Regions from separate parts of the Homo sapiens genome. Here regions 1, 2, 4, 5 and 6 are each linked to region 3. The links are chromatin contacts, found by Hi-C or POLR2A ChIA-PET in ENCODE. All regions are on one chromosome and are shown on one strand. Each heading gives the region's core, a stretch centred on a gene start or an enhancer-like site at or near the end of the contact. The rest is flanking DNA. Distances are from core to core; before and after follow the strand shown.

Evidence for each region. A loop is a pair of places that touch in the nucleus more often than their neighbours do. ChIA-PET counts read pairs that join two places held with the same protein, here RNA polymerase II (POLR2A). Pooled maps may share reads with other maps.
Region 1: a map of naive thymus-derived CD4-positive, alpha-beta T cell shows a loop between it and region 3 (22-fold over the local background). The contact joins the promoter of MBD6 here to the promoter of SARNP in region 3. A Hi-C loop is called at or near these places in 1 of 168 maps with a recorded cell type or tissue (naive thymus-derived CD4-positive, alpha-beta T cell), 1 of 37 single-sample maps with no recorded cell type and 11 of 50 pooled maps.
Region 2: a loop to region 3 is called in a pooled map, with 5 times the contacts of the local background. The contact joins the promoter of NEMP1 here to the promoter of SARNP in region 3. A Hi-C loop is called at or near these places in 1 of 168 maps with a recorded cell type or tissue (naive thymus-derived CD4-positive, alpha-beta T cell), 3 of 37 single-sample maps with no recorded cell type and 13 of 50 pooled maps. POLR2A ChIA-PET finds 5 or more read pairs at or near these places in 3 of 52 experiments (A673, H1 and activated T-cell).
Region 4: a pooled map shows a loop between it and region 3 (17-fold over the local background). The contact joins the promoter of OS9 here to the promoter of SARNP in region 3. A Hi-C loop is called at or near these places in 8 of 50 pooled maps.
Region 5: a loop to region 3 is called in a pooled map, with 3 times the contacts of the local background. The contact joins the promoter of HOXC4 here to the promoter of SARNP in region 3. A Hi-C loop is called at or near these places in 2 of 50 pooled maps. POLR2A ChIA-PET finds 5 or more read pairs at or near these places in 2 of 52 experiments (HEK293 and activated CD4-positive, alpha-beta T cell).
Region 6: a pooled map shows a loop between it and region 3 (2.4-fold over the local background). The contact joins the enhancer-like site here to the promoter of SARNP in region 3. A Hi-C loop is called at or near these places in 1 of 50 pooled maps. POLR2A ChIA-PET finds 5 or more read pairs at or near these places in 3 of 52 experiments (HEK293T, K562 and activated CD4-positive, alpha-beta T cell).

What each region holds. Positions count from the first base shown.
Region 1 is chr12:57,521,235-57,525,598 of GRCh38, forward strand. MBD6 (methyl-CpG binding domain protein 6) reads left to right here and starts at 1,590. Exons shown (of 13, transcript NM_052897.4): 1 at 1,590-1,777; 2 at 2,795-2,858; 3 at 3,046-3,182; 4 at 3,486-3,588; 5 at 3,719-3,881; 6 at 4,114-4,364. The coding sequence starts at 3,070. RefSeq lists enhancers at 38-998, 632-741, 832-901, 999-1,958, 1,022-1,161 and 2 more and a silencer at 1,422-1,821.
Region 2 is chr12:57,076,184-57,080,911 of GRCh38, forward strand. NEMP1 (nuclear envelope integral membrane protein 1) reads right to left here and starts at 2,608. Exons shown (of 9, transcript NM_001130963.2): 1 at 2,436-2,608. The coding sequence starts at 2,562. RefSeq lists enhancers at 2,163-2,412, 2,533-2,582.
Region 3 is chr12:55,815,305-55,820,181 of GRCh38, forward strand. SARNP (SAP domain containing ribonucleoprotein) reads right to left here and starts at 2,420. Exons shown (of 11, transcript NM_033082.4): 1 at 2,362-2,420. The coding sequence starts at 2,397. ORMDL2 (ORMDL sphingolipid biosynthesis regulator 2) reads left to right here and starts at 2,737. Exons shown (of 4, transcript NM_014182.5): 1 at 2,737-2,808; 2 at 3,695-3,869; 3 at 4,038-4,189. The coding sequence starts at 3,696.
Region 4 is chr12:57,692,098-57,697,029 of GRCh38, forward strand. OS9 (OS9 endoplasmic reticulum lectin) reads left to right here and starts at 2,035. Exons shown (of 15, transcript NM_006812.4): 1 at 2,035-2,226; 2 at 2,653-2,829; 3 at 3,683-3,746; 4 at 3,865-3,941; 5 at 4,178-4,276. The coding sequence starts at 2,065. RefSeq lists enhancers at 1,664-2,238, 2,226-2,275.
Region 5 is chr12:54,052,140-54,056,936 of GRCh38, forward strand. It overlaps HOXC4 (homeobox C4), which reads left to right and starts at 1,696. Exons shown (of 2, transcript NM_153633.3): 1 at 1,696-2,222; 2 at 2,711-3,891. The coding sequence starts at 1,784. The coding sequence ends at 3,066. RefSeq lists enhancers at 1-473, 474-1,455, 751-910 and a cis regulatory region at 1,487-1,987.
Region 6 is chr12:54,411,497-54,415,953 of GRCh38, forward strand. It overlaps ITGA5 (integrin subunit alpha 5), which reads right to left. Exons shown (of 30, transcript NM_002205.5): 2 at 338-468. The region is part of intron 2 of GPR84-AS1 (GPR84, ZNF385A, ITGA5 and GTSF1 antisense RNA 1); the gene reads left to right. Among named protein-coding and RNA genes, the nearest start is that of ITGA5, 5.5 kb to the right of the region's middle. RefSeq lists enhancers at 1-737, 738-1,519 and a silencer at 163-302. Within about 2 kb of position 1,980, at least 24 of the 41 ENCODE cell types and tissues checked have a DNase peak (open chromatin) inside an H3K27ac peak, as active enhancers do.

The sequences.
Region 1 (4,364 bases), core at 340-2,839, 1.7 Mb after region 3:
AGCGGATCACTTGAGGTCAGGAGTTCGAGATCAGCCTGACCAACATGGTGAAACCCCGTCTCTACTAAAAATACAAAAATTAGCCGGGTGTGGTGATGCGCGCCTGTAATCCCAGCTACTCTGGAGGCAGAGGCAGAAGAATCGCTTGAACCCTGGAGGCGGATGTTGCAGTGACCGAGATCGCGCCACTGCACTCCAGCCTGGGTGACAGAGCGAGACTACGTTTCACCAAAAACAAAAAACAAAACAAACAAACAAAAAAACGGGGGTGGTCTCCTGTTCTAGCCCCGTAAATCTCCCAAAAGGGGCCGAGGTACTGGAATCCCTTGGTAGTCATTTTCCGCTTCTCTCAGAACAGCGCCCTTGACTTTTACCTTGTAGTTGGTAAGCCCTCAGCCTGCCAGAAGTCATGTATTTTGCCCAGTGGACCCGATTCTGTTTGGCCACCTATTTTCCCCCACGGTACTCCTATGGCTTTCTCCAAGACCCTCTCTTGCTGTACCAGACAGCAAGTCCTGTGACTCCCTGTGTGAGGAGCGCGGCACAGGCCTGCCTCCTAGGTGTTCGGGTCGAGATTTACAGCGGAGTCTCATCCCGGGACGTGTGAGTGCACTTCAGCGCAGGACTGCCCTGGACTGGGGAGACCGGAGCCGCGATTTTAGACTCAACTCCCCATCACTTGCCAAGGGATCTTACCGTCCTTGTTTGTAAATTAAAGATAAAAGTTGTGAAGGTAAAATGAGAACCATGAACTTGGAGGCAACTTGACCAAAAGTAAAACGCACCACCCAGAATGCAAAGTATTTTTCTTGTGCCTTGAAAACAGAGGCCATGTGGTGGCCTGTTACATATCCTGTCATACCCTCATGGGGGCAGCCAGAGTTTAAGTAGAAACTGTCACAAGGCCGGTTGTGACTGGAGTGGTGTGGCAATGACAGGTCTTTGGTTAGGCTGCTCCGCTGCTCCACACCTCCATTTCCTCTCTGAAAATGGGGGTAGTGTGGAGGGTGGACCAGATGGTCTCCCCTGGCCTAAAGACAGACCAGGTTGTCAGTGACAGGCAGAGGTCATGTGACTTGACAGGCTGAGGTCGTGTTGTGACATGTTGACCTGGGGAGGCGGGTCAAGTCCCAGCACACTACCCGGGAAGCCTTTGGGGCGGGGCAGGGCAAGTCGCGACTTTCATCTTTCGGGGCCTGGCCCCTCCCGGACCTGGCATTCCTGGTTCCCGCAACAGACTGTGGCTTTGGAAGGGGCCCCTCCCTGAGGAGGGCTGGGATTGGCCACCAGTGGCCTGGGAAGAGGCGCAGATCCTTCCGCGGAGGGCGGGGGGGCCGCGTGGGGTGTTTGTTCTCTTGGGGATTAATGGGGGGTTGTGGGGGAGGGGTAGGCGCGCTCCCGCATGCGCACTGCAGCCCCTCCAGTTGGCTCGTCGCTGTCCGCTGGGCGGGGGCCCGGCCCCGCCCCTCTCCCGTCCGGGCAGCGGCGGAGGCGGCGGCTCCTGCGGCGGCGGCTGCGGCAGCGACGGCGGCGGCGGCAGCGGCAGCAGCCTGCGCAGTGCCTTCTGGGAACGGAATCCCCAGGGCTGCCCCTGGCCCCCATGGCGCATGCGCGGGAGGCCGCTCGGTGATCCGCGGCGGCGGCAGCGGCGCTTCCTGCTAGGACCGGCCGGGGCCGTACCGGAGGCTCGGGCTCCACCGACCCTCCTCCCACCCCCTCCCACTCACCCTCTGGGCCGCGACTGCGCAGGGCGGGGCCGGCCGAACCATGGGCCGCGGTGAGTGCGGGGCCCGGCCCCCCCCACCCTGCCCCTCCCCCTCCCGTCCCTACCCTCTGCCCCCTCCGCGTCCTCTCGGCCCCTTTCCCCGGCCCCATCCCCACTCCCCCGCCCTCACCTGCCCCCGCCGCTTCTCCCTCTCACTGCCAGACTTCTGCCTTCCTCACCGCCCTCCCCTCAGTGCTTCGCCCACCCTCCGCCCGCCCTCTCCCCAAGTTCCTTCCTACTTCGTGCGCCTTCCCCTCCTCCTCAAGCTGAGGGAAGCAGTCTGGGTGACAGGGCGCCTTGTTGTGAGAGGGAAAGTTTGGAAGCCGCCAGTGTGGGGTGGGAGCAATGGTGAGGCTGGGGAGGATACCTGCAGGTTGGAGGGGCTTCCCCTTCTATCGGAGGACAGGCTCTCTTGGAGATAATCGGAAGCCAGTGGAATAGGAGGTTCTGAATCCCTTTGCCGTAGGCTTGAGGGAAAATCAGGAGCTTCCCAGGATCCTGGGAGAAGACTGAGCTGTGATCCTCACCTCTTAAGACCCGAATGAACTATATCAGCGATTGTCTGATGGAGCAGGCATGGGGGGAGTTCTGCTGGTACCACCCCAGCGGGCAGTTGGGCAATTGCCTGGTGACCTGTGGGGCAATCTGTACTTTTTATATCATCTTCCTGGGTAGAGAACAACAGGAGCCAGACACTCTGGGAAACTTCCTAGTGGCCTAGCATTATGGGAATGTGCCCATACTCCTGGTTGAAGTCTTCTACTCCGAATGGAGGGAGGCCTTGCCCTTCATATGCCTAAGAATTGGGCTAGACTTTCTTGGTCCCAGGGAGCTGAGGTTCTGACCCTCTGGTCCCTAGGGACTGGGCTTGGAAAGGATGGTTGTAGACTAAGCCAGCAGATCCCCGAGATCTTTATAGGTGCTTGCCTCACATTGTTAAGGATCTTTCTTTTGAGAGGGTGCTGGGCTGTGCTGCTCTTTAGAGTTGGGCAGACTCCTGACAGTCCCATCTCTCTACTTGCGTTGCAGGTGTGGGCTAAGCTGGTGGCCCCGGCTTTAGACTGGACCCCACAATGTTTGCAGAGATGTTCAGGTAGCTGTGGTGATACGGCAGAGGACTCCTCAGTCTCCCTCCCAGCTGAGGGGTTCCCCTTGCTCCTCTGGGGCTTCCCCTGAGTTTTCTTGGGTCTCCCCACAACCTTTGCCTTCCTGGAGTCCTCTCTCAGGTACTTCGCTCAGTTTAATCCTCCTAGTGCCTACATGGATGTCTGTGTTATCAGGCACGCGGGAGCTGATTACACACAATGAATGGGGGCAATGAGAGCAGTGGAGCAGACAGAGCTGGGGGCCCTGTGGCCACATCTGTCCCCATCGGCTGGCAGCGCTGTGTGCGAGAGGGTGCTGTGCTCTACATCAGGTACGGATCTTCACAGGTCCCCAAGCTCTGCCACTCCAGTTGCCCAGGTTTTCTTTCTTCCGTTTCTTCTCTCAGCTCAGCTCTCTGGTACCCGATTGCTCTCCTCTCTTCCCCTTCCTTCCTCAGCCTTTTTGCTTTCTGTAGCTCTGGGCCTTTGAATCCATTCTCCCTTTTTCTGTGTCTTCCCACATTCCTTATCCTCTGTTCTTCTAGGAGGATCTGTAACTTAAGCACTGTGCTTTAGGAGTATTGCCTGATTCGCTGCCAGCTAACCCCATGTCCTCTGACCCTGTCCTCTCGCAGTCCAAGTGGCACAGAGCTGTCTTCCTTGGAGCAAACCCGGAGCTACCTCCTCAGCGATGGGACCTGCAAGTGCGGTCTGGAGTGTCCACTTAATGTCCCCAAGGTCAGAGTGGTGAGGGGCGCCTGAGAGTACAGAGATAAGCTAAAAGTCTTAATGCAAATCACTGACTGAGGTAGCCCTTCTCACAGGTTCCAGCCCCTCAGGGTCCCTGTCCTTGCTTTCCACCTTACAGGTTTTCAACTTTGACCCTTTGGCCCCGGTGACCCCGGGTGGGGCTGGGGTGGGGCCAGCATCAGAGGAGGACATGACCAAGCTGTGCAACCACCGGCGGAAAGCTGTTGCTATGGCAACTCTGTACCGCAGCATGGAGACCACCTGCTCACACTCTTCTCCTGGTGAGTCTTCTGCCACTTTACAGAAGACCGAGGAAAACCTAAGGGCTTGGAAGGCTGGTGGTGGGAGGAGTTCCTTGAGAGGGAGCAAAGAGAAAGGGGAGTGGGTGGGGAGCTGCATGTTGAAAGGAGGGCACAGGGAGGTTGGGAACTTGTGGGAGATGGGACTAGAGAAGACAAAAGAGTTTTTGGAAGGGGAGCCACAGGCTGACCCTTCATTTTTCATTTATTGCAGGAGAGGGAGCGAGCCCCCAAATGTTCCACACTGTGTCCCCAGGGCCCCCCTCTGCCCGCCCTCCCTGTCGAGTTCCTCCTACAACTCCACTTAATGGGGGTCCTGGCTCCCTTCCCCCAGAACCACCCTCAGTTTCCCAGGCCTTTCCCACTCTAGCAGGCCCTGGGGGGCTTTTCCCCCCAAGGCTTGCTGACCCAGTCCCTTCTGGGGGCAGTAGCAGCCCCCGTTTCCTCCCAAGGGGCAATGCCCCC
Region 2 (4,728 bases), core at 1,358-3,857, 1.3 Mb after region 3:
ACAGTACAAACCACCAATATCCAACCAAATGTTTAATCCACAACATTAATAATGATTTTTACCAGGCAGATGGCACGTGCCTGTAGTCCCAGCTACTTGGGGAGACCGAGGTGGGAAGTTACAGTGAGCTATGATTGTGCACTGCACTCTAGCCTGGGTGTCACAGCAAAACCACGTCACTAAAAAATAATAAATGAAGGCCAGGCATGGTGGCTCACGCCTGTAATCCCAGTACTTTGGTAGGCTGAGGCGGGCGGAACACCTGAGGTCAGGAGTTCGAGACCAACCTAGCCAACATGGTGAAACCCCATCTCTACTAAAAATACAAAATTAGCTGAGTGTGGCTGGGCGTGGTGGCTCACGCCTGTAATCCCAGCACTTTGGGAGGCTGAGGTGGGCAGATCACGAGGTCAGGAGTTTGAGACCAGCCTGGCCAGCCTGGTGAAACCCCGTCTGTACAAAAAATACAAAAAGTTAGCCAGGCATGGTGGCATGCGCCTATAATCCCAGCTACTCGGGAGGCAGAGGGAGAAGTGCTTGAACTCTGGAGGCTGAGGTTGCAGTGAGCCTAGATAGTGCCATTGCACTCCAGCCTAGGCAACGAGGGCGAAACTCTGTCTCAAAAAAAAAAAAATTAGCCGAGTGTGGTGGCACATGCCTGTAGTCCCAGCTACTTGGGAGGCTGAGATGGGAGAATGGCTTGAAACAGGAACCGAGATTGCACCACTGCACTCCAGCCTGGGCCAGACAGCAAGACTACATTCTGCGGGGCGGGGCGGGCGGGGGGTGGAGAAAAAAAATTAAATGAACATCTGCACATACATTGGAATGTAATACAAGTAAGACAACATTTACAAAGAATTTTAAGGCCGGGTGTGGAGGCTCATGCCTGTAATCCCAGCACTTTGGGAGGCCGAGGCGGGCGGATCACGAGGTCAGGAGATCAAGACCATCCTGGCTAACACGGTGAAACCCCCTCTCTACTAAAAATACAAAAAATTAGCCGGGCGTGGTGGTGGGCGCCTGTAGTCCCAGCTACTCGGGAGGCTGAGGCAGGAGAATGGCGTGAACCTGGGAGGCGGAGCTTGCAGTGAGCCGAGATCTGGCCACTGCACTCCAGCCTGCGCGAAAGAGGGAGACTCTGTTTAAAAAAAAAAAAAAAAAATTAGCCGGGCGTGGTGGCGGGCAAGTGTAATCCCAGCTACTCAGGAGGCTGAGGCAGGAGAATCATTTAAACCCAGGAGGCGGAGGTTGCAGTGAGCTGAGATTGCACCACTGCACTCCAGCCTGGGCAACAAGAGCAAAACTCCATCTCAAACAAACAAACAAACAAAAAAACAAAAAAAGAATTTTAAATTACTTGGGAAAATTATTGTACTACAAAATCAAACGAGAAAACTATCTCTGGTAACGACTGGCAGCCTCCAGGGAAGAGAACTAGAGTACTAACTGGATACAAATTATCAATTCATAAAAAATTAAAAATATGTGGAAAAAGATCAGAAGAAAGTGTGCTAAAATAGATTGCTTCTGAATGGATTAACAGTGTGGTTTCTGCCTGCTTCTTTATACTTAATTGTACCTTGCCAAATCATCTAAAATAAACATGCATTATTTGGCCGGTCACGGTGGCTCACACCTGTAATCCCAGCACTTTGGGAGGGCCAAGGCGGATGGATCACGAGGTCAGGAGTTCGAGACCACCCTGGCCAACATAGTGAAACCCCATTTCTACTAAAAATACAAAAATTAGCCGGGCGCGGTGGCGGGTGCCTGTAATCCCAGCTACTCCGGAGGCTGAAGCAGGAGAATTGCTTGAACCCAGGAGGCGGAGGTTGCAGTGAGCGAGATCGCACCACTGCACTCCAGCCTGAGTGACAGAGCTAGACTCCATCTCGCGGGCCGGGGGCGGTAAGGAATCAAGGTTTTACAAGAGCAGAAGATAGTAGAGATCACTGCATTTCTGTCAACTACATCCGTTCTGCCACCCGTGCCCTGCGTCCTGACAGAGCATACGCTCAGATGGTGTTTGCTGATTTGCCGAATGAATGAGATGGTCCCTTTCCCGCGGCTGCTCTGCCTGCCCAGAATGGTCCCCAGGTTTTCTCGCTTTTAACCAAGAAACTCAAGGCTTCTGCAACGAGACACAGCCCCCAGGACTGCTTCTCAACCAGTCTAGGCCTCCCTTCCTGTCTCCGCCAAAAGGCTTCAGGCTCCTCCCCACTCTGGAAGCTGCCCCAGCCCGCTTCAGGGCCCAGACCCTCAGTCCCGACGCCCACTAGCCTGCCAAGTTTCTTCCACCACACTACGCCGGCGGCCCTCGGTAGAGCCACCGCCCTTCTGCAGAGTAACGGCCCGCGCCCTCGGGACAATCCCTTTTCCAAAAATAACCCCCTCGGCACCTGCCCCCTTGGCAGCTGCTGCCCGGGCGGTACCTGTGCCGTAGACCAAGCAGCCGGAGAGGATCAAGAGTAGCCGCACTGTCCCACCGCCCCCGACTCCCGAGCCCCAGGGCCCGGGACCAACTGCCGGCGAGACCGCCACTTTCATTCCTCCCGCCATGGTTGCCTCAAGCCACCTCCTCCTCACGTGCCTTACCCCAGCAACTAACTCCGAACGGGCAACGACAGCAGCCTATCCTCTACGAAACCCGCCCCTATCAACCAATGGGATGGGCAGGGCTTCGAGCACCCAGCCCTCCAAGGGCCCTATGAGTCCCGCCCCTTAGCAACTGAAGAGAGAGGGCGGGAAAAGCAGCTTTCAGCCTATTGGAAAATGGGTTCTCACCCTAGCAGTGGCGACAGGAAGATCCCACCCCGCTAACAACATGCTTCCGTCTTCAGTTTATTTACAACTGGTGTGATTGATGGTAAGTTTAACCAATAGAAAATCGGAATGGGAGAGGCCTCCTTGACCAAACTCGGTATTTCCATAGAAGCTGTCTGAAGTTCCTTCCGTTTTCTTTCGGTTACTTTTTATCACGACCTTTCTGTTATGAGACGCCTACAATTGAGATCGCTTTATGAGTAGGACCCTGATAGGACGATTTTTAAAGTCGACTGACAAAAGTGTGGTTCTCCAAAGTCCTAAAGGATTTAAAATAGAAGTCACAAAAAAGTGTGTGTCAATATTTTATAAGCATAAACATTAGCTTTTAAAAATGTATTCATAGGATTTTTATTTTTGGAAGTAAAATTAATGTTAGGATTAAGAAAGATTCATTTATTCCTCTTATCATCTTGTGAGACAAATATAATTCTCTCCATTTAAGAAGCCAAAGCCAAGACAGCCACAGGAACCTGCCCAAGATTTCATAGTTCATCTGGTCTGTGATCCCAACCTAAATCCTACTGACTCCAAAGCCGGAGTTATTTATATGGATTAGCTGCTTCCCATTCAATGATTTAACACAGGGCCCAGCAGAGATCCAGGTGTTCAGAAACTGTTAGTAGAAATTGAAACTTTTTTTTTAAGAGGATCTGATGGTGATGGGTAGGAAAACTACAGATGATAGAGCCAAATGAATTGAGGAATTCAAGGAAGGGGGCATCTCCTGGGGAAGGTTCAAGCTTTCAAAACAAGAATTTTTTTTTTTAATGTTTTTAGAGACAGGGTCATTCTCTGACACCCAAGCTGGAGTGCAACAGCACCATCACAGCTCAGTGTAACCTTGAATTCCTGGACTTAAACCATCTTCCCACCTCAGCTTCCTAGATAGGTTGGGCTACAGGGATGCACCACCATGCCCAGCTATTTGTTTGTTTCATTGTTGTTGTTGTTGTTGTTGTTGTTATTGAGACAAGGTCTCCTTCTGTAACCCTTCTGGAATGCAGTGGTGTAACCACAGCTCACTGCAGCCTCGAACTCCCAGGATCAAATGATCCTCCCACTTCAATCTCCCAAGTAGCTGGGACTACAGGCATGAGCCACTATGTCTGGCTTAATTTTTTTTAATTACTTTTTGTAGAGACAATATCTTGCTATGTTGCCCAGGCTGACCTCAAACTCCTGGCCTCAAGTGATTATCCCACCTTGGCCTCCCAAATTACTGAAATTACAGGAGTAAGCTACTGCACCTGGTCTAAAACAAGGACCTTTTTAAAAGTCAAAATGGGCCGGGCATGGTGGCTCAGGTCTGTAATCCTAACACTTTGGGAGTCCGAGGCGGGTGGATCAACTGAGGTCAGGAGTTCGAGACCAGCCTGGCCAACATGGCAAAACCCCGTCTCTACTAAAAATACAAAAATTAGCCAGGCATGGTGGTAGGTGGCTGTAAGCCCAGCTACTCAGGAGGCTGAGGCAGGAGAATCCCTTGAACCCAGGAGGCGGAGGCTGCAGTGAGCCAAGATCGCCCCATTGCACTCCAGACTGGGTGACAGAGCAAGACTCTGTCTCAAAAGAGAAAAAAAAAAAAAGTCAAAATGGGCTGGGCATGGTGGCTCATGCCTGTAATCCCAGCACTTTTGGGAGGTTGAGGTGGGAGGATCACTTGAGGCCAGAAGTTCGAGACCAGCCTGGCCAACACAGCAAAACCCTATCTCTAATAAAAATACAAAAATTAGCCCAGCATGGTGGCAGGTTCCTGTAATCCCAGCTACTTAGGAGTCTGAGACAGAAGAATTGCTTGAGCCCAGGAGGCAGAGGTTGCAGTGAGCCGAGATCATGCCACTTCACTCCAGCCTGGGTGACAGAGCGAGCCTCTCTTGTCTCAAAAAAAAAAAAAAAAAG
Region 3 (4,877 bases), core at 1,170-3,669:
GAGTTGGGATTACAGGTGTGGGTCACTGCACCCAGCCAAGATTTTTTTTTAAGGCAATAAAACCCCAAGTCAACCCAGAAGTCAGGATCATTGCATCAAGATCACCAGTGGAACCAAACATTAATTGTCCTAAAAATCAGAATCAAAGGCATGAGTTCTTTTTTTCTTTTTGAGACGGAGTCTCACTGTCCCCCAGGCTGGAGTGCAGTACACCATCTCGGCTCACTGCAACCTCCAACCCGGGCTCAAGCGATTCTTGTGCCTCAGCCTCCTCACAGCCTCCTCAATAGCTGGGACTACAGGCACTTGCCACCACACCTGGCTAATTTTTGCATTTTTGGTAGAGGCGGGGTTTCGCCATGTTGCCCAGGCTGGTCTCGAACTCCTGGCCTCAAGCAATCCGCCCGCCTAGGCCTCCCAAAGTGCTAGGATTACAGACGTGAGCCACCACGCCCAGCTAAAGGCATGAGTTCTTAACCAGAGGTCCATGGACTCCTCGGGGCTACAAGGTAGTTTTATGAAGCCCCTCAAACTGCATGCAAAATATGTGTACATGCCTTTTTCTGGGGAGAGGGTCCATACCTTTCATCAGAGTTTCAAAGATATCTGTGACCTCCAAAAGGTTAAGAAGTGCTCTAGAGAAAAAGCAAAGACAAGCAAATGTGATTAAAGAGCAAGTCCTTTTTAGGCTGTCAGGAGTGCCTAATGTTCTCTTAGACTGTAACACTGAAATCAGGTCAGAGGACTTTACGTAAAAGTTACTTATCCAATCAAATACAAATTTTATATAGACCTGACAAATACAGATTTGATGGAAGGAGGAACTCCATAAACCAACACAATCTATAAATGCAAGTAAGTCATCGGGCAGCTGGTGACTTACTCCAGGGATTTCAAAAATAGGACAAATAGGAAGAAAATATTAGCTCTTCTATATATAGTTCCTTTTTATCTCATTCAAAAATTCCTTTTCTGTGTTATATTTTATAACAGTCCAGAAGTATACAATTTCTATAAGTACAGTATATATAAACAAAGTGGAGATGATTGCTCAATTTTTTTTAACTCATCACAATAAAGATCAAGAGACCGCTGATATAGTCTATGCATTTCAGTATCATCAAGTTAACAATAACTCCAGAATAACACAAAAACCCACTAACAGAGTTTAGAATCCAAGAGTAAGAAAAACATCAGTTTCACAGAAAGACTAATTGGGGTCAACTAATAAGTGACTAAAGAAGGGTCCTCTCCCTACCCTTACTACCCTTAAGCTTTCTTAACAGCAACAAAAACAAAAAAAAACTTTTCGAGCTTTAAAGGATCACTTTTCAGTTTCAGCTATATCAGCCTGGTTTGTCCAAAACATCTAATGGGAAAACTACTTGTGAAACCACAAACAGACAATTACTCAAGATATCTTAATTTACCCTAAAAGAAAATACTTTTTAAAATGTTCTTCTTTTTAATATATTTTTTTAACTTTTTTATATATCTAAGTGTGAAAAAACTACCAAGAGTCTCATAAGACAATTTAAAATAGCTTCTGTGATTCAGTGTCAGCCAATGGTAACACCAGGAGATGCAGGGCCCACCCGAGATATGAAATGGAACAGAGATAATCTTAACCTTGGAATTGTTTTTCCCAAATATTGCAGGTGTGAGTTCTCTCTGGTGGTTGGAGATGGTGTGTGAGGAAGGCTGGCGGGCCGAGAGCCGCGTGACAGAACTCGAAAACTTTTAAATCTGAGGTGTCTGTACTTCTACTATTCTCAAGACCTCCTCAACCCCAGGCTTCTAAGGCGAGACCGATCTTCTGAGAGGCCTCTCCCTGTTTCAAAATTCGGCTTGGGGCGTAATCCCACCTAGAAAAGGGGAGTGGAAGTATTTTCTGAGTGTCTGGTACCTATTTAGACAGAAATACACAAAAATGCCACCATTTGCTAACAGGGAAATCTCAGCTTCGGACGACAGACTGGAAACATCATCCCAGGGAAGAAAAACGGATCCTGGCTCCGACATGGGGCAAAAAGGAGGGACCAACTGACGTAATGCAGCCCTGAAAAGCAACGAAGAGTATAACAGGTAGAAGGCACTTACACAACCCAGTGGGGAAGGGTGACGGACGATACAATGATGAAGGAAGCAGAAATAACAAATAAATATAGCAGTAAAGCCGTGAGGAGAAATGGGAAATTAGGGAAGGCGTAGTGTGGAAGGGTGGCACAAAAGAGCTACGGCGGGAGCCGAGAAACGAAGTGGAAAAGGCTGCACGGAGAAGACGTAGGAGAAGGCGCAAGCTACCCTGTAGAATTCAGTTCCTAGAAAAGTCCAACTCAGCCCTTCCCCGATTCACGGTACCTTTAGCTTATGGAGCTCCACCGTCTCGGTCGCCATCTTGTTACCCCTCACTCCACTAGGCCCCCACCCGCGGCCTCCGCCTCCAGGAGCTCCCGCCTTAGGCGTAGAGATGCAAGGCTGACCAATCGTTGTCACTCTTGCTCCCACGCCATACCATCAGCTCTTCCCATTGGTCAATAGCTGACGTCGCTCTCACTTCTCTAGGCAGCTTGCCCCACCTCTTTCAAAAGGTGGAACTGGGAGAGGGGCGGGCACTGTATCTTGCGAACGACAGAAATGGCAACCAACTGTGCTTCTGCATTACAGACCACCAACCAATGGGTGGTGGCAGCGCTGATTCTGTTCCTCCAATAGGAAAGGGGCAGAAGGAGAGGCGTTACTTCCTGGAGACTTCAGGTGTGGTAGCCGGCGCCGCGCCCATAGCCGGACGGGGATCTGAGCTGGCAGGTAGGAGCTGCAAAGACTGTAAGGGTTGCTGAGGAAAAATGGTGGGAGGCGAAAGGGGCGCCGAGGGAGTGGTGACCTAAATACTGAGAGGGGAGCGCTGAAGGGAGCCCTGAAAAAACCGATGAACATGAGGAGGAAGCTGGGAGGGGCATGGGGCGGGCTTAAGGAACTGGCGGTGGGGCTGGGGCGGGCAAGAGCCGCTTCCTAACCAGACATCATCAGCTTTAGAGCTACCACAATTTTAAAGATCCGAGTTCAGATAATCACTGCTGCCCCTGGAGTCAGAGCCAAGGCTCCACCTTTCGAGGTATTGAGCTCAGGTCCCTTCCTAACCCAGTCCAGAAGCCGTGGGCAAGTTGTTGTCGTGCCCCACGCTTGAGAGAAGTAATGGGGATGCAGACTGTTTACATGCCACGGAGGTGAGAGAGAGGGTGGACAAGCCCCAGAGAACAAAGTGGGGACCAGAGTGAGCTTTACTCTGTCATCCCTTCTTAGTGGTTCTTTGATGATTCCATGACTTTCGCCTGGAATTCTGGGTGTACGTGACCTCTTCATGGTTATTAACTTCTTCAGCAAAGTCAGATACTCCTATTTCCCTTGCTCCCTGAAGTGAGTGCCCCAAGCCTACACATACACCTTCATGTTACAGTTGACGTGTAAAGATCAGAGCAATAATGACTATGTCTCTGAAATGTAGTGAGGACTCTTCTTGTCTTTTAAAGTTTTCCCCAAGTCTTCAGTTTTTATTTTCTGCGTGATGGGTAAGTTCTTCATTCCCAATAGAGTTCAGGGGATTGGGGCTATCTGAGAGACAACTGGGAGATAGCTCAAGAGGGGTTGAGAAAAAACTGAGCTGGACTCCTGCCTGATCCCCCATTACGGCTAGGATGAATGTGGGGGTGGCACACAGCGAAGTAAACCCCAACACCCGAGTGATGAATAGCCGAGGCATCTGGCTGGCCTACATCATCTTGGTAGGATTGCTGCATATGGTTCTACTCAGCATCCCCTTCTTCAGCATTCCTGTTGTCTGGACCCTGACCAACGTCATCCATAACCTGGTGAGCACTAAACCACGCCCTTGTACCCACCCCAGGGTTTCCCAACCAAAAGCAAAATAAAATCACCAATTGTTTGGGGATTTATGTGTTCCTTTTGGGATCTTAACATAATTCTTTGACTGAAAAACTACTTTCTGCCCCTCACACTGCCACCTTCCCTGTTCCCAGGCTACGTATGTCTTCCTTCATACGGTGAAAGGGACACCCTTTGAGACTCCTGACCAAGGAAAGGCTCGGCTACTGACACACTGGGAGCAAATGGACTATGGGCTCCAGTTTACCTCTTCCCGCAAGTTCCTCAGCATCTCTCCTATTGTGCTGTGAGTCTATGGGGGAAATGAGATATGCTGGGTTAGAAAGAGCTCCAAGAGCCAGGTAGAAAGGCCCATAGGGAAGCTGTTAAAAAGCAGACTTCTCATCTAAAACCCTTTGAAGATATTATGGTATACTAGTTCTAAGCCTACAGAGAGCAGTAAAATGTAGATTACAGTCAATACTGTAATCAAGCATTCCTTGCTGCCTCCTTGGTAGTAAGGAAATGAAGGGACTGAGAAAAGATAAGTGCCAAATAAAACCAAATGATTTTACACTGCCAAAAGAAGTAAATAAAGGCAGAACTGATATTAATCTTCAAAAACACTGTAGGGAGTGGAAGCAAAGAGGACTGTAACAGTCATACAGACTGAAATAGCTTGAGCCGTCATTTGCCATGTCATTAACAATTAACAGATACTGACTTACAGTCTCCAGTTAAGGGTGCTATCTCCTGAACCCCAAAGTAAATGCTGTTGATATAGCTGGAATAGTTTTAGATAATCTAGAACTATATACAGTAAAACTGGTCATTTAAAATAGAAGAGAAAGAGCAGGGCACTGTGGTGCATGCCTGGAGTCCCAGCTACTTGGGAGGCTATGGCAGAAGGATTGTTTGAGCCCAGGAGTTTGAGGTTGTACTGCACGTATCACACTTATGAATAGCCACTGCACTCCAACCTGGGAAACATGGTG
Region 4 (4,932 bases), core at 785-3,284, 1.9 Mb after region 3:
TTTTTTTTGTCTGTATATGCAACTTGTTCTTTCTCTCTGGAAGCTTTTAGAATTTTTTTCTCTGTGTCCAGTACTCTGAGATTCTATAATGATGTGTCTTGGTGTGGGTTTGATTTGTTGTTCTGGATACTTAGGGTGCCTGTTCAATTTGGAGACTGTTCTTCAGTTTGGGATAGTCCTTTTAAATAGTTTTTTTGATGATCTCTTCTGATTCTCTGTTCTCTTTCTGGAACTCTAATTTAGAACTCTTATTTAGTCCAGACCTTCTGGACTGATCCTTTATTTTTATGTTTTCTCCTAAAGCAGAACAAATTTGATCTTCTTCAACTTTATCCCCCAGCCTTTTTATAGAATTTTTATTTCTGTAACATGGTTTTAGTTTCCAAGAGCTCTTTTTGCTTATCCGAATAGTAGTTACTCTCAAGTAGTTTCCTGTTGTTATTTTATGAATGCTCTATAATATCTCTTTGAGAAGTCTGATGATGGATTATTTTTAAATGCTTTGTTGTTTCAGACGGAGTCTAGCTCTGTGGCCCAGGCTGGAATGCAGTGCCGCAATCTCAGCTCACTGCAACTTCCGCCTCCCAGGTTCAATCAATTCTTCTGCCTCAGCCTCCTGAGTAGCTGGAACTATAGGCGCGTGCCACCATGCCCAGCTAATTTTCGTATTTTTAGTAGATACGGGGTTTCACCACGTTAGCCAGGCTGGTCTTGAGCTCCTGACCTCAAGTGATCCGCCCGTCTCGGACTCCCACAGTTTTGGGATTACAGGCGTAAGCCACCGTGCCCGGCCTATTTTTAAATTTTTTATTTTTAGTGTTTTTTCCCCTCCCTTGCAATTTATGTTTCCTCTCATTTGCTTTTCCCTTCTTGTTTGTTTCTTACTTGTATATTAAAGTCCTTCCTTAAATGTCTAATGATCTCTGGCTATTTATTTTGAAGAGTAAGAACACTAAAAAGCTGATTGGAAAGTGGAATGAGGGCTGGGGCACGTAGGCCAAAGTGTTACATGTGGAATTCATTCTAGTTATCTATATCATTAAGAGAACTCTGATAAGGGTATCTTTGGGATTTTTCGTTTTGGCTGGTGAGATTCCCCAGAGAGGGTTTTCCAAAGGTATAATCAGCCTCTTGTTTACCTTTGTTTCGTAATAAATATTCTCAAGTTTGCTAAACCAGTTAACATTCTTCTGTTTGATTTCCAGCTTCCAAAATGTTGCTGTTGTTGTCTCCTTTCCCTTTCTTACGGCCTGGAGAGTAATACATAATTTCACCTTAACTGGAAGCCCATGTATGCATGTATGTATGTATGTATGTATGTATGTATGTATGTATGTATGTACGTACTTATTTGAGACGGGGTTTCGCTGTGTTGCGCAGGCTGCACTTGAACTCCTGGGCTCAGGAGATCCTCCTGCCTCAGCCTCCGGAGTAGCTGATACCACAGGTGCGTGCCACCACGTCTGGCTGCCCGCATTATTTCTCTAGGATTTTTACTGGAGGTCATTTTACTGGAGGTCAACTGCAGGATCGTATAGGAAGGTTTTGACACAAATTTTCTGATTGCCTCAAAGCAATATGTATATATGAAAAGAGGTAAGCGTCCGTATAATAATTGTTTGTTTTGCAACAAGCATTTAATAACTTTCACCGGCACTGCGCACGCTACCTATCTGCCTCAATACTCCGCCCGGCGGTGGGCAGGATATAATGCAAGAGACGTCTGAAAAAGCAATGAGATGCGCATGACAGCTGGGCGAAGACAGAGGGCAAACTTAAAAGGACCAAGCGCATAGACCACGCCTCTGAAATTGGGGAACGAGGAGGGGTTTGATCTTGTCGATGATTGGCTGGTCTCTGACCAATCACGGACAGCGATTGATATTTCTAATCGTCGTGATCCACCTCCCCAGGACCTTGGAGCCACGTTTACAAATAGGAATAGGGTACGTGGGAGGGATAGAACGTACAGCCAATAAAATCATGTGGCGCCGATGGGCGTGTTGAGGCCGCTGCCTGGCTTAGGGCGGAAACAGATTCTCTGCATAAGAAGGGGAACGAAAGATGGCGGCGGAAACGCTGCTGTCCAGTTTGTTAGGACTGCTGCTTCTGGGACTCCTGTTACCCGCAAGTCTGACCGGCGGTGTCGGGAGCCTGAACCTGGAGGAGCTGAGTGAGATGCGTTATGGGATCGAGATCCTGCCGTTGCCTGTCATGGGAGGGCAGGTGAGAGGCGTATAAGGGGCGAGGGTCTGGGCAGAAGAGGAAGCGGGTAAGAGATAGAGGAAGAAGGGCAGCTCCGGAGTCTGGGGCTGGAGCCTACGGGGAATCGGGAAGAGTAGGTATTGCTTTTACGGTGACCCCTGGGGGTCGCAGACTGAGACCAATTCTCTGGGGGCCAGGAATTGGGAGAGGTGGGGCTTCCCGCTGTCAACCTTCAGGTCTCAGTTTATGATCGAAACACCCGGACTCCGCCCCCGTGGAGAAATGGGAGCGCCCTCTCCTCTCACCCACTAAATACAGCTGGAGGGCTTATGGCTTATTCTGTCTTCGACTGATCTCTTCCCCAGGGTTTGAAGAGGGATTTCGTTGTTCTCCCTGATCCCAGCCTTTCTTTGCTTCCTTGCCCCCCGACCCTCCCTTCTTTCCCAGAGCCAATCTTCGGACGTGGTGATTGTCTCCTCTAAGTACAAACAGCGCTATGAGTGTCGCCTGCCAGCTGGAGCTATTCACTTCCAGCGTGAAAGGGAGGAGGAAACACCTGCTTACCAAGGGCCTGGGATCCCTGAGTTGTTGAGCCCAATGAGAGATGCTCCCTGCTTGCTGAAGGTGAAAGGGACTGGGTTAGATAGAATGAGGGCTTGGAAACTAGCAGTTCATCCAAGAACTGGAGTCCACTGAATGAGGCAGGATCTAGGGGACCTGTAGTGGTTAAGAAGACCACTGGAGGAGTAGACAGATTACACGGACAGGAAAGAAGCAAAGAATCCTGCAACCACTGATGACACTTTGCTGAACGTAGGAGCAGGTTAGGATAGAAGATCTCAGAAAAGGGCTAAAGCAAGATTGAGGGTCTGCGTGGGGTAGGAGGAGTACTTCCTTAAGCCTACTTGCTAAAGTCACCCCCTGCCCTATCACTCTGCTCCAGTATCCTGTTTTATTTTCATCGTAGCACTTTTCATGATCTGAAATCATATTTACTGAATCAGTTTGTTTATTTTCGGTCTGATTCCCCGCATTAGAGTGTAAACTCCATGAGGTCAAAGAATTAATCTTGTTCACAGTTGTATTCCCAGTGGCCAGAACAGTGCCAGGAATGTTCAAGAAGTTCAATTAATATTTAATTTTGGGTTCTTCTATGTTTCCCTAATATAATTGCTTCAGGGATACCATAATTTCTTATCTTTATGGAGGGCAAATAAGGATTTAAAAAATCTTTTAAAAGGGAGGAATGGAAAGACCACAAGTGGAAAACAGACTTTAGAGATATCTCTCCAAGTCACAGAAGGAAAGCAGCCCTCCCTCCTTACTGAAAGTCTGGAGAATTGAGAGTGGAAGTGAAGGGAAGAGAATTGAGTGTGTAAGTAGATGAGAGGTTATGTGTCTTGGAGCCAGGAGACTCTGGTTCCAAGAAAAGATGTCTGCACTCCATCCCCCTGATTGTTTATTTTTTAATTGTCAGACAAAGGACTGGTGGACATATGAATTCTGTTATGGACGCCACATCCAGCAATACCACATGGAAGGTAACTCACTCCTATATTTTCCTTAAGCCCTTAGTGTCATATCATGGAAGTTCCCCAGTTCCCTCCTCCTCCTCCTCCTCTTAAGAGTAACAGTGCTTCACTGTGGCTTCCCTTGCAGATTCAGAGATCAAAGGTGAAGTCCTCTATCTCGGCTACTACCAATCAGCCTTCGACTGGGATGATGAAACAGCCAAGGTGGCAAGAGTGTGGGATTCAGGAAGAAAGGGTTCTGGCCACCGGCTGAGAGCCCTGACAAGAAGGGGAGGGTCAAGATTAGCTGATCTGTTTCTTGGGGCTTGGTGGCCATTAGGACAAAGTTTCCTGGGGCCTGGGGGCACAGGCCATTCTTTTGTCTCTTTGGGGACGCAGTGCCATCCTTCCTCTTTGCTATCTTTCTCATGTCCCCCATTCCTGCCTCATGTCTTCTCCAGGCCTCCAAGCAGCATCGTCTTAAACGCTACCACAGCCAGACCTATGGCAATGGGTCCAAGTGCGACCTTAATGGGAGGCCCCGGGAGGCCGAGGTTCGGGTGAGTCTTGAGAGAGGGAAGTTGACACTCCCACAGGGACAGTTCAGATTCTAAGGGAAGAGGGTTGCATCTTATAGTCGGGGCGGGGGCGGGGGGGGTCCCCTCCCAGACCCTAAATCCAAAGTTTAAAACATATTTCCAGCCGGGCGCAGTGGCTTATGCCTGTAATCCCAGCACTTTGGGAGGCCGAGGCGGGCAGATCACCTGAGGTCAGGAGTTCAAGACCAGCCTGACCAATATGGTGAAACCCCATCTCTACTAAAAATACAAAAATTAGCCGGGCGTGGTAGCGGGTGCCTATAGGCCCAGCTACTCGGGAGGCTGAGACAGGAGAATTGCTTGAACCTGGGAGGCGGACGTTGCAGTGAGCCGAGGTCGTGCCACTGTGCTCCAACCTGGGTGACAGAGTGAGACTCTGTCTCAAAAAAGAAAAGAAAAAAAAAAACCCACATTATTTCCAGGCCGGGCACGGTGGCTCACGCCTGTAATCCCAGCACTAGATATCTCTCAAAACTCTCCTATGCTTTCTTGTGGTCGGTACCTTCACTCTCGCCTGCATCCCTGCAAACAGCTTCTTTACAAGTGCTTCTCATCTAGTGGTCCTTAGCTGAGTGGAGGCAGGCAAATATAGAATGCAAAAAGTTCCTTGGGTGATT
Region 5 (4,797 bases), core at 446-2,945, 1.8 Mb before region 3:
ATAATAATAAAATCAGAGGGAAAAAAAATCACATTACGACTTTTCGTGGAAAGGAGGGAGCAGGCAGCCAGCGGCCGCCAGCCCTGCGCCGCCGCCGACACAAAGAGTGCGGGCGATTCCGCGAGACTGATTTATGACGTTTTACAGCCCTATAAAAGCTGTAGCGACGAGGCAAGCGCTCCTACCACCGCTGGCAGATTTAGTCTAATAAATAAAACATAAACAGTTAACTTTATGTGTCACTTTTATTGTTATCAAGTAAAATATAGCTGAGCCCTGGCAAGCTATGATTTTAAACTATAATTGTTATCAAGTACAACAAGGGGACCCGGCTCCCTCCCTGGGCTCTCCCCTCCGCTACCCCCCGCAACTCTGAGTTATGGGCGATCAGTTAATTGGAATCGGTGGCATGACAGGACCACCCCTAGCTGGGGGGGGGGGGTGGTGGTTAGGAAAGCAGCTTTTCCTGGCCCCCTCCCTCCTCTACGGCCCTGTCACCCCCCTCCATCAGAGTATTACTGTGAGTGGGTGGCAGAGAGAGAGCAGGGGGTGTGAATGGGCTGGAGACCCCAAAGGCTGGCCGTGCCTCCCCAACTTGGTGAGCTTAGCCTTCCGTTTTTGGAAAGCAGCCTGGAGCTGGCCTTTAGGAATTCGTGTTTACATGTAAACACACGTGTTACATGGATACAGCTCCTAGCCAGAAGCAAGCAGGCTCTACCCACACAGGCCTCCCTCTTAGCTAGGTCTGCCCTCTGTGGGGACAGAGAAAGAACTCTCAGGATCTTGGCTGGGCACCATCACAGGGCACTGACTCCTGGCAGAAAGCTCTCCTCCTTGCCCCAGCTCCTTGGAGATAATTGTCAGAAAATAGCAGGCCGGGCTGAATGGGGAGTGGAAACAGAAGCCAGCAGTAGAAGAGATCCTCTGCTCTGGGGCTGGGGCAGGGAGGGTCAGTGGGTAGCAGGGGAAGGCGAGACTTCTGAACTCTGCTTTTGCCAACCACTTCCTGTCTCTCTTCAGCGGGGGCTCAACCCCCAGACCTCCAGAAATGACGTCAGAATCATTTGCATCCCGCTGCCTCTACCTGCCTGGTCCAGCTGGGACCCTGCCTCGCCGGCCGCATGGCCAGAGGGTTGGGTGAGTGTGTATGGGGAAGAGGGGCTGGACTCTGGTATCCTTGGATGGGGGGCACTCCAGGCTCTCCAGCCTCCTCGGCTCAGCCTGGGCCCCTCCCCATCCAACATCCACTCCAGTCCTCATTCAACTTCCTCTTCCTGCGAAAGAGGGGCGCTGCCCCGTGACCTACACAGACTGAGACACGATCGCCATGAATGGAGACCTCTGGAAAAGCTCAGGAGCCGAGGCCCACGGGGCCCAGCAGAGGCCTGAGGGGAGACCCTGGGCGGGGGCTGAATCACTGCCTCCCGACAGTCCCCCAATGCCCGGGCTTTGGAGGGGAGCCGGGAGCTTCCCATCTCCTTTTGCAGGGGAGGGTTGTCAGTCTGGCGGGATGTGCACTGGGGGCACTCCAACCTCTGCTAGCTAACCCCACATCACCACCCACCCCCGCCTCCCAGCACCACCACCACCACACACACAAAAAAATTGGATACATTTTGAATAAAGCGATTCGGTTCCTTATCCGGGGACTGGGTTGCTCCGTGTGATTGGCCGGAGGAGTCACATGGTGAAAGTAACTTTACAGGGTCGCTAGCTAGTAGGAGGGCTTTATGGAGCAGAAAAACGACAAAGCGAGAAAAATTATTTTCCACTCCAGAAATTAATGATCATGAGCTCGTATTTGATGGACTCTAACTACATCGATCCGAAATTTCCTCCATGCGAAGAATATTCGCAAAATAGCTACATCCCTGAACACAGTCCGGAATATTACGGCCGGACCAGGGAATCGGGATTCCAGCATCACCACCAGGAGCTGTACCCACCACCGCCTCCGCGCCCTAGCTACCCTGAGCGCCAGTATAGCTGCACCAGTCTCCAGGGGCCCGGCAATTCGCGAGGCCACGGGCCGGCCCAGGCGGGCCACCACCACCCCGAGAAATCACAGTCGCTCTGCGAGCCGGCGCCTCTCTCAGGCGCCTCCGCCTCCCCGTCCCCAGCCCCGCCAGCCTGCAGCCAGCCAGCCCCCGACCATCCCTCCAGCGCCGCCAGCAAGCAACCCATAGTCTACCCATGGATGAAAAAAATTCACGTTAGCACGGGTAGGCAACTTTGCTTTTTGCTCCCCCCCTCCCTCCCTTCTTCCCTAGCGCTCCCCACCCTCCTCGGCCCCCTCTGGCCCCCGTCCTCCTTTCTCTCCTTCCCCCTCTCTCTCCAGGAGCGACTCTGGGTTAGCACAATTGAACTGGATTTACGAGCGAGAATGGGTAATTACATCCCCCATAAATTTTATGGCTTAGCTACTCTGGGCAGTCCGAGCCATGTGCTACGATCTGTTATGTATGTGTGAAAACTATGCTCGCTTTCTAAGGGCGCATAAATAATTCAGTGTCGTTACAATGAGGATTCCCCTCTTATTACACTACAAAGTCTTCAGCTTCCTTCAACTTCTTTATAACCCATTTAAGCTTGATGACTTTATTTCCACCACTCCCTCCTCCTGTTTCTCAGAGCTGAGGATGGGGTGAGGGTGGGGGGCGGGGAGCCTGCTGCCTCTGAACCCCACTATTTGCTTTTCCCCTCCCCCCAGTGAACCCCAATTATAACGGAGGGGAACCCAAGCGCTCGAGGACAGCCTATACCCGGCAGCAAGTCCTGGAATTAGAGAAAGAGTTTCATTACAACCGCTACCTGACCCGAAGGAGAAGGATCGAGATCGCCCACTCGCTGTGCCTCTCTGAGAGGCAGATCAAAATCTGGTTCCAAAACCGTCGCATGAAATGGAAGAAGGACCACCGACTCCCCAACACCAAAGTCAGGTCAGCACCCCCGGCCGGCGCTGCGCCCAGCACCCTTTCGGCAGCTACCCCGGGTACTTCTGAAGACCACTCCCAGAGCGCCACGCCGCCGGAGCAGCAACGGGCAGAGGACATTACCAGGTTATAAAACATAACTCACACCCCTGCCCCCACCCCATGCCCCCACCCTCCCCTCACACACAAATTGACTCTTATTTATAGAATTTAATATATATATATATATATATATATATAGGTTCTTTTCTCTCTTCCTCTCACCTTGTCCCTTGTCAGTTCCAAACAGACAAAACAGATAAACAAACAAGCCCCCTGCCCTCCTCTCCCTCCCACTGTTAAGGACCCTTTTAAGCATGTGATGTTGTCTTAGCATGGTACCTGCTGGGTGTTTTTTTTTAAAAGGCCATTTTGGGGGGTTATTTATTTTTTAAGAAAAAAAGCTGCAAAAATTATATATTGCAAGGTGTGATGGTCTGGCTTGGGTGAATTTCAGGGGAAATGAGGAAAAGAAAAAAGGAAAGAAATTTTAAAGCCAATTCTCATCCTTCTCCTCCTCCTCCTTCCCCCCCTCTTTCCTTAGGCCTTTTGCATTGAAAATGCACCAGGGGAGGTTAGTGAGGGGGAAGTCATTTTAAGGAGAACAAAGCTATGAAGTTCTTTTGTATTATTGTTGGGGGGGGGTGTGGGAGGAGAGGGGGCGAAGACAGCAGACAAAGCTAAATGCATCTGGAGAGCCTCTCAGAGCTGTTCAGTTTGAGGAGCCAAAAGAAAATCAAAATGAACTTTCAGTTCAGAGAGGCAGTCTATAGGTAGAATCTCTCCCCACCCCTATCGTGGTTATTGTGTTTTTGGACTGAATTTACTTGATTATTGTAAAACTTGCAATAAAGAATTTTAGTGTCGATGTGAAATGCCCCGTGATCAATAATAAACCAGTGGATGTGAATTAGTTTTACGTCAATGTCTGATGGTTTCTTTTTATTCCCCTCCCTCTCTGGCCTGGTAACATCCCATCTTCTCTATAGTTGCCTAAGTTTACTTTAAACAAACACACAAATCTTAGCTCTCCATTAGTCTTCCAATGTCCTTAGAAGAACAAGCAAGGGGGTTGGGGTATGGGATCTTCAGAAGAGGGGATGTGGAAGATTAAGGCTGATTTCTCCAGTCCCCTTCCTTCCCCCTGAGTCTGCAGAGAGACCAGACTCCTCTGGGGGCACTTCAGTGGAGCTGAGGGTGGGGAGTGTCTCACTTTTCTATAGTTAGGTACAGTTTCTTCTTTTTGTCTTTTCTCTCTCTTCCCTTCTCCCTCCTCTGTGCTGAGTAGGCCTGCCTACTTTGTAGACAAGGGGGCAAGTTTAGGGAGTGGGAAGGAGAATAGTTTTCTTTCATCTTTTAGGGCTCTTTTGGGATGAGGGATTAAGGAAGACATCCCCTCAACATTTGAGTTCTTAAAAGAAGGAAGGTTTTGAGCTGGTGACTCTGAAGCAGCAAAGTCACCTGTCAGGATGCCTTCTCTGTTTGTTTAGGCTTGGAAAAAAGACTGGCCAGAGGCCTGGGAGGTACCCTTGTTATGGATAGGCCTCAAAGGCTGATGCCTGGAGATAATAAAAGACTTTTACCTTTTTATTCTCTAACTTTTATTATGGACCTGCCAGGTGTTGCGAAGAGACTTAGGGAGAGTCAAGGACCACCCTCTCTTCCTATAACCTCCCAGGTCCTGGCAGCGTATGGGGATAGCCTGAACAAGTTTCTCTGGCTGTAAAGAAATAAATTAATTAAATAAATTTGTTTCCTTGGGGCTAAAAAAGAAACAAAAAATCTTGCCTGGATTACCTGAATACATTCAAGCCAAAGGCTCCCA
Region 6 (4,457 bases), core at 730-3,229, 1.4 Mb before region 3:
TAGTCAGTACTTAGTTAAAGGAACTGAATAGTTTGTGCAACATTCCCTGTCTTTGTCTGTGTTACGGCCCTGGCCTCCCAGAATTGTGGGTGATTCAGGGGAAATGAGAGCCACATGTTTCTGAATCATGCCCGTCCTCCTTGGGCTGGGCTGGATGGGAGAGTGGAGTGAGTGCCATGGGGATCCACTGTAAGCAGTTGGAGCACCAGAGCTGGTGCTGAGAGGTCACGTGGCCGGGGTTCCAGCAGGCTCCACCCCTCGCCCCAGGCCCCACCCAGGCCTTGCCCCCAGGCTGCAGTCCCACCCCCCAGTCCCTCCCTGAATTTCACTGGCCTACCTTTGCTGTCAAATTCAATGGGGGTGCACTGTGTGGGGCTGGCACCCCAAGGACAGAGGTAGACAGCACCACCCTGCAGCACTCCTGGCTGGCTGGTATTAGCCTTGGGTGCTCCCACCAGCACACTGACCCTGTGGGGGGGAAAAGCGAGGCAGTTGAGGATGGCTCCTAGCTTTTCATTGGTGTCTGGAGGCAGGAAGGACCCAGGCCTCTAGGCTGGGGCTGGCTGGGGGTGGAGTAGATGCCCCCTGCGTTGTATTTATATCTCAGAAGATGCCACAGATGCCAGAGGCACAGGCTGGAGTCAGGCGGTCCCCATGTGCCGCTGTCACTAACACAACCCTCCCCTCCTCCCGCCATTCTCTGTCCTCTCCTACCTTATCCTGTTCATAAAGAGAGGAGGAACCACAGTCAATTTCTAGAAGGGGAAGAGGGGCCAGAGCCTGTACCCCTGGCTTCTCCCTCTCCTCTACGTACCTGCTGAGATTAGATGTATAGCTTCTGGAGCGCCAAGGTCCTGTGGAGCCTCAGGGTCTCTCATCTAGCCTATATACTCTCCTCCCAAGCCAAATCCCCTCCCTGGGCCAAGACCCAGGCATCCGGCTGCCCAGCCACCCAGCCTTGGGGCGTGTAGGAGGAAAATGTGAGTCTTGGAAATCAGGCAGCAGGAGTGGAGAGAGGAGCTGGAGGACAGTGAAAACAGATTGTTCCACTGGGCCTGGGCCTGCCCTCACCCCGGCCCTGGTGTGGGCCTCCCCTTCCTGGCTGGGTCTGTGTTTCAGCCCTTGAACCCCTTTCCCATAGACCACCCCCAGCTGACTGAATTCAGAGTCTGCTCTACCGGGGTCCCAGTTCTGGACACAGTGCTTCTGTTCCCCCTGATATGAGGGGAAGTTTGCCCTGTGTAATGGGGTGGTCATAGCTAAGGGCCTGGGCAGTCCTCCTGCCGTCAGCTCTGCCTCATTCATCCCTAGGTCTCTTGCCTCCAAGACCTCCACACCGCTCTTGGCTCTCTTGGTTTCCCCTAAGGGTCTCCTGCCAGGACTTGTATCTGGCAGCCTGGGCAACTCGACCCAGCCTCTGGACCAGTGCTCCTGCCAGCCTTGGCCTCTGCTCTGCTCTGTGTCTGCCTCTGGCACTGCTTCTCAATCCCTCTGTCCCTCTGCCCCTATGACTGCTTGCTCTCTTGGTTTTGGTTTTTGAATCCTATCTCTCTATCTCAGATTTTACATTTCTCCATCTCTATTGGTTTCTGTTCACTTTCAGCTTTCAACCCGTCCAATACCTACCCTTTCCCTGATATTTGAATACCTTCCTCAGCTTTCTCACTAGGCAAGAAGGCCCAAAGTGAAGGATTATGGTAGAGGTCACAAGAGCTGGGGGTATTTTCCAAGAAGACCAGGTATACTGAGGCGGGGAGGAGTGGCCCAGGAGGTATAGGGGATGGAAGCAGCAGAGAGGACAGGTCCGAGGGGACGGAAGAGGAGAGTGAGGAGGGGTCTGTGAGGGCCAGTGGTGAGAATGGAGGGGAGAGAAGGCAGGGTCCAGAGGAATAGGAGATGGGTAGGCTGAAGAGGGAGAGCTCCTGAAGTTAGGAGGGGTGGGGAGGGGAGGTGCCAGTCTCCGTTACTCTGGGGACAGGAAATGTTTACTGCCTGTGGCTTCCTGTCTGTTTCCAACCTCTCACTTCTCCGTTTGTCTCCCACACCCCCACCTCCGTGCCAGGCCCCACCCTTCTCACTTAGGCATGACATCCACTTGTGGGGTCTGGCTGCACCGCCCTAGGGCTGGGTGATGTGAGAGAAGGAGACCCCTCTCTCAGCAGGGGCAGCCCCCAGAGAACTTGGTTGCTGCCTTCAGGCTCTAGAAAGCAGAAAGGGCCACCAACCTGAACTAGACCAGAACAGCAGAGGTACAGGAAGCAGTGAAAGGAGCACTGGACCAGGAGCCAAGAGTTCTGGTTCAGGCACTAACTGTGGACTTGGGCAATACCCTCTCCCTCTTCCTCTGGGTGAAGAAGAGGTTCTCTCAAAGTTTCCTGGAGCACAGGGCTAAGGCCAAGGGACCCTATTCCTGCTGCCAATTTCTCCAACACCCACTGCTCTTGGAGAGGAGCTGAGCCTGACACTCCTGGGGTGGCCTGAGGAAGTAGCCTGGAGTTTAGCAGGGTTGCAAGACAGAGAGTTTACAAAGCTTGTAAAGCCCACAAGCCAGGGGCATATCCATTCCGGCTGTGCGATGGTTCAGGATACCTGGCATGCAGGCAAGGGACACAGACCTAGGCCTCCTTTCCTCCCGGCACACTACCCATGGCTTATTCCTGGACAGGCAGTGGCCCTTCCATCCCAGCAACCTAAAGTCAATCCAATAAATAGTGCCTCCCCTGCCAACACGCCAAGTGAGGTGACTGGTGCCATGGATGGCATGCAAGCTAGTTTGTCCTTATTTTCCCACATCTTTTTCCTGCTTCCTAAATCCTGCAGCAGTTGGGCACTTTTAGGGGTCTAAGAAGGTAACAATGGAGGGTCCGTGTGCTATTTTCAATATTTCAGAAAGCCTAACGGAAATCATGCATTTACCAGATAAGGTGGCCTAGGCTAATTAAAACCTCAAGTGTATTTGCTTTTGGCTGGAATTATATCAACTTATGTGGGAACCTGGTTATCTCATGCTGGTCAGAAACTCTGATTGGCAGCTATAGATGTTTTTGGTTAATAAAAAATGAGAAAAGCGCCAGGTGCGGTGGCTCACGCCTGTAATCCCAGCACTTTGGGAGGCCGAGACGGGCAGATCACGAGGTCAGGAGATCGAGACCATCCTGGCTAACATGGTGAAACTCCGTCTCTACTAAAAATACAAAAAAATTATCCGGGCGTGGTGGCGGGCGCTTGTAGTCCCACCTACTAGGGAGGCTGAGGCAGGAGAATGGCATGAACCTGGGAGGCGGAGCTTGCAGGGAGCCGAGATCACGCCACTACACTCCAGTCCAGAGACAGAGCGAGACTCCTTCTCAACAACAACAACAACAACAACGGCCAGGCGTGGTGGCTCACGCTTGTAATCCCAGCACTTTGGGAGGCTGAGACAGGCAGATCACCTGAGGTCGGGAGTTTGAGACCAGCTTGACCAACATGGCGAAACCCCGTCTCTACTAAAAATACAAAATTAGCTGGGCGTGGTGGCACATGCCTGTAATTCCAGCTACTCAGGAGGCTGAGGCAGGAGAATCGCTTGAACCAGGGAGGTGGGGGTTGCGGTGAGCCGAGATTGCGCCATTGCATCCCAGACTGGGCAACAAGAGCGAAACTCCGTCTCAAAAAAATAAAAAATAAAAATAAAAAGAATGAGAAAAGGAATTCATTATTTCTTACTAAATGCAGGTTGGCAGGTACACTTTTCTGAAATAGAGTCTGAGAGAAGAAATAACTGCCAGAATTTATTCTGAAGCCTCAGAAATGGAAGGGTTGGTCCTTGGAGACACAGACTACCACAGCTAGAAGGCACTGTAGAGAGCATCCACTGGTTTTAAGACTTCACTGTAGGTGCCTGAGGCCACATGGCATAAAGGCAGACTGGCCTCGTTCTGACACTCCCTAAGAAAAAGTTCAAAGCTGCTCACCTCGTCCCATGTTCTCATTCTGCAGATGGGAAAACTATCTCAGAGGAGTTAAGTAATGGGCTTAGGTCACTCATAATCCCTCCCAGAATATGAAGCAGAAATCAGGAATCCTGATTTCTACGACAGCATTCTAGTCTACCCCATTGCCAACTTATTCCCTCCTCTCATATCTGCTATCTCCCCAGCTTTTGATTAACCAAGTCCCAGTTCAATACTGGGTTACTGTTTGACTCTGTTGGCCTGACAAGGTCAGGGGTGGAGAGCAGCAAGTGGACCAGCGCCCAGCTCCTACAGGTCCTACAGCAGCATGGGCCAGGCCAGAGGAGGACACCTGGTTTGGGGTCCCCTAGTGCATTCACAAGGGATATGTATGATTGGCTGGGGAAGAACAGCTGTCTCCACTTGTGGCAGTTGCAGAAGGGAACAAGGAGCTGAGCTGAGACTGGCCTGCCTCTCAAGCTTTCAAGTGTCCTGGGCCAAGTCACTGCCTCTCTTCAAGCT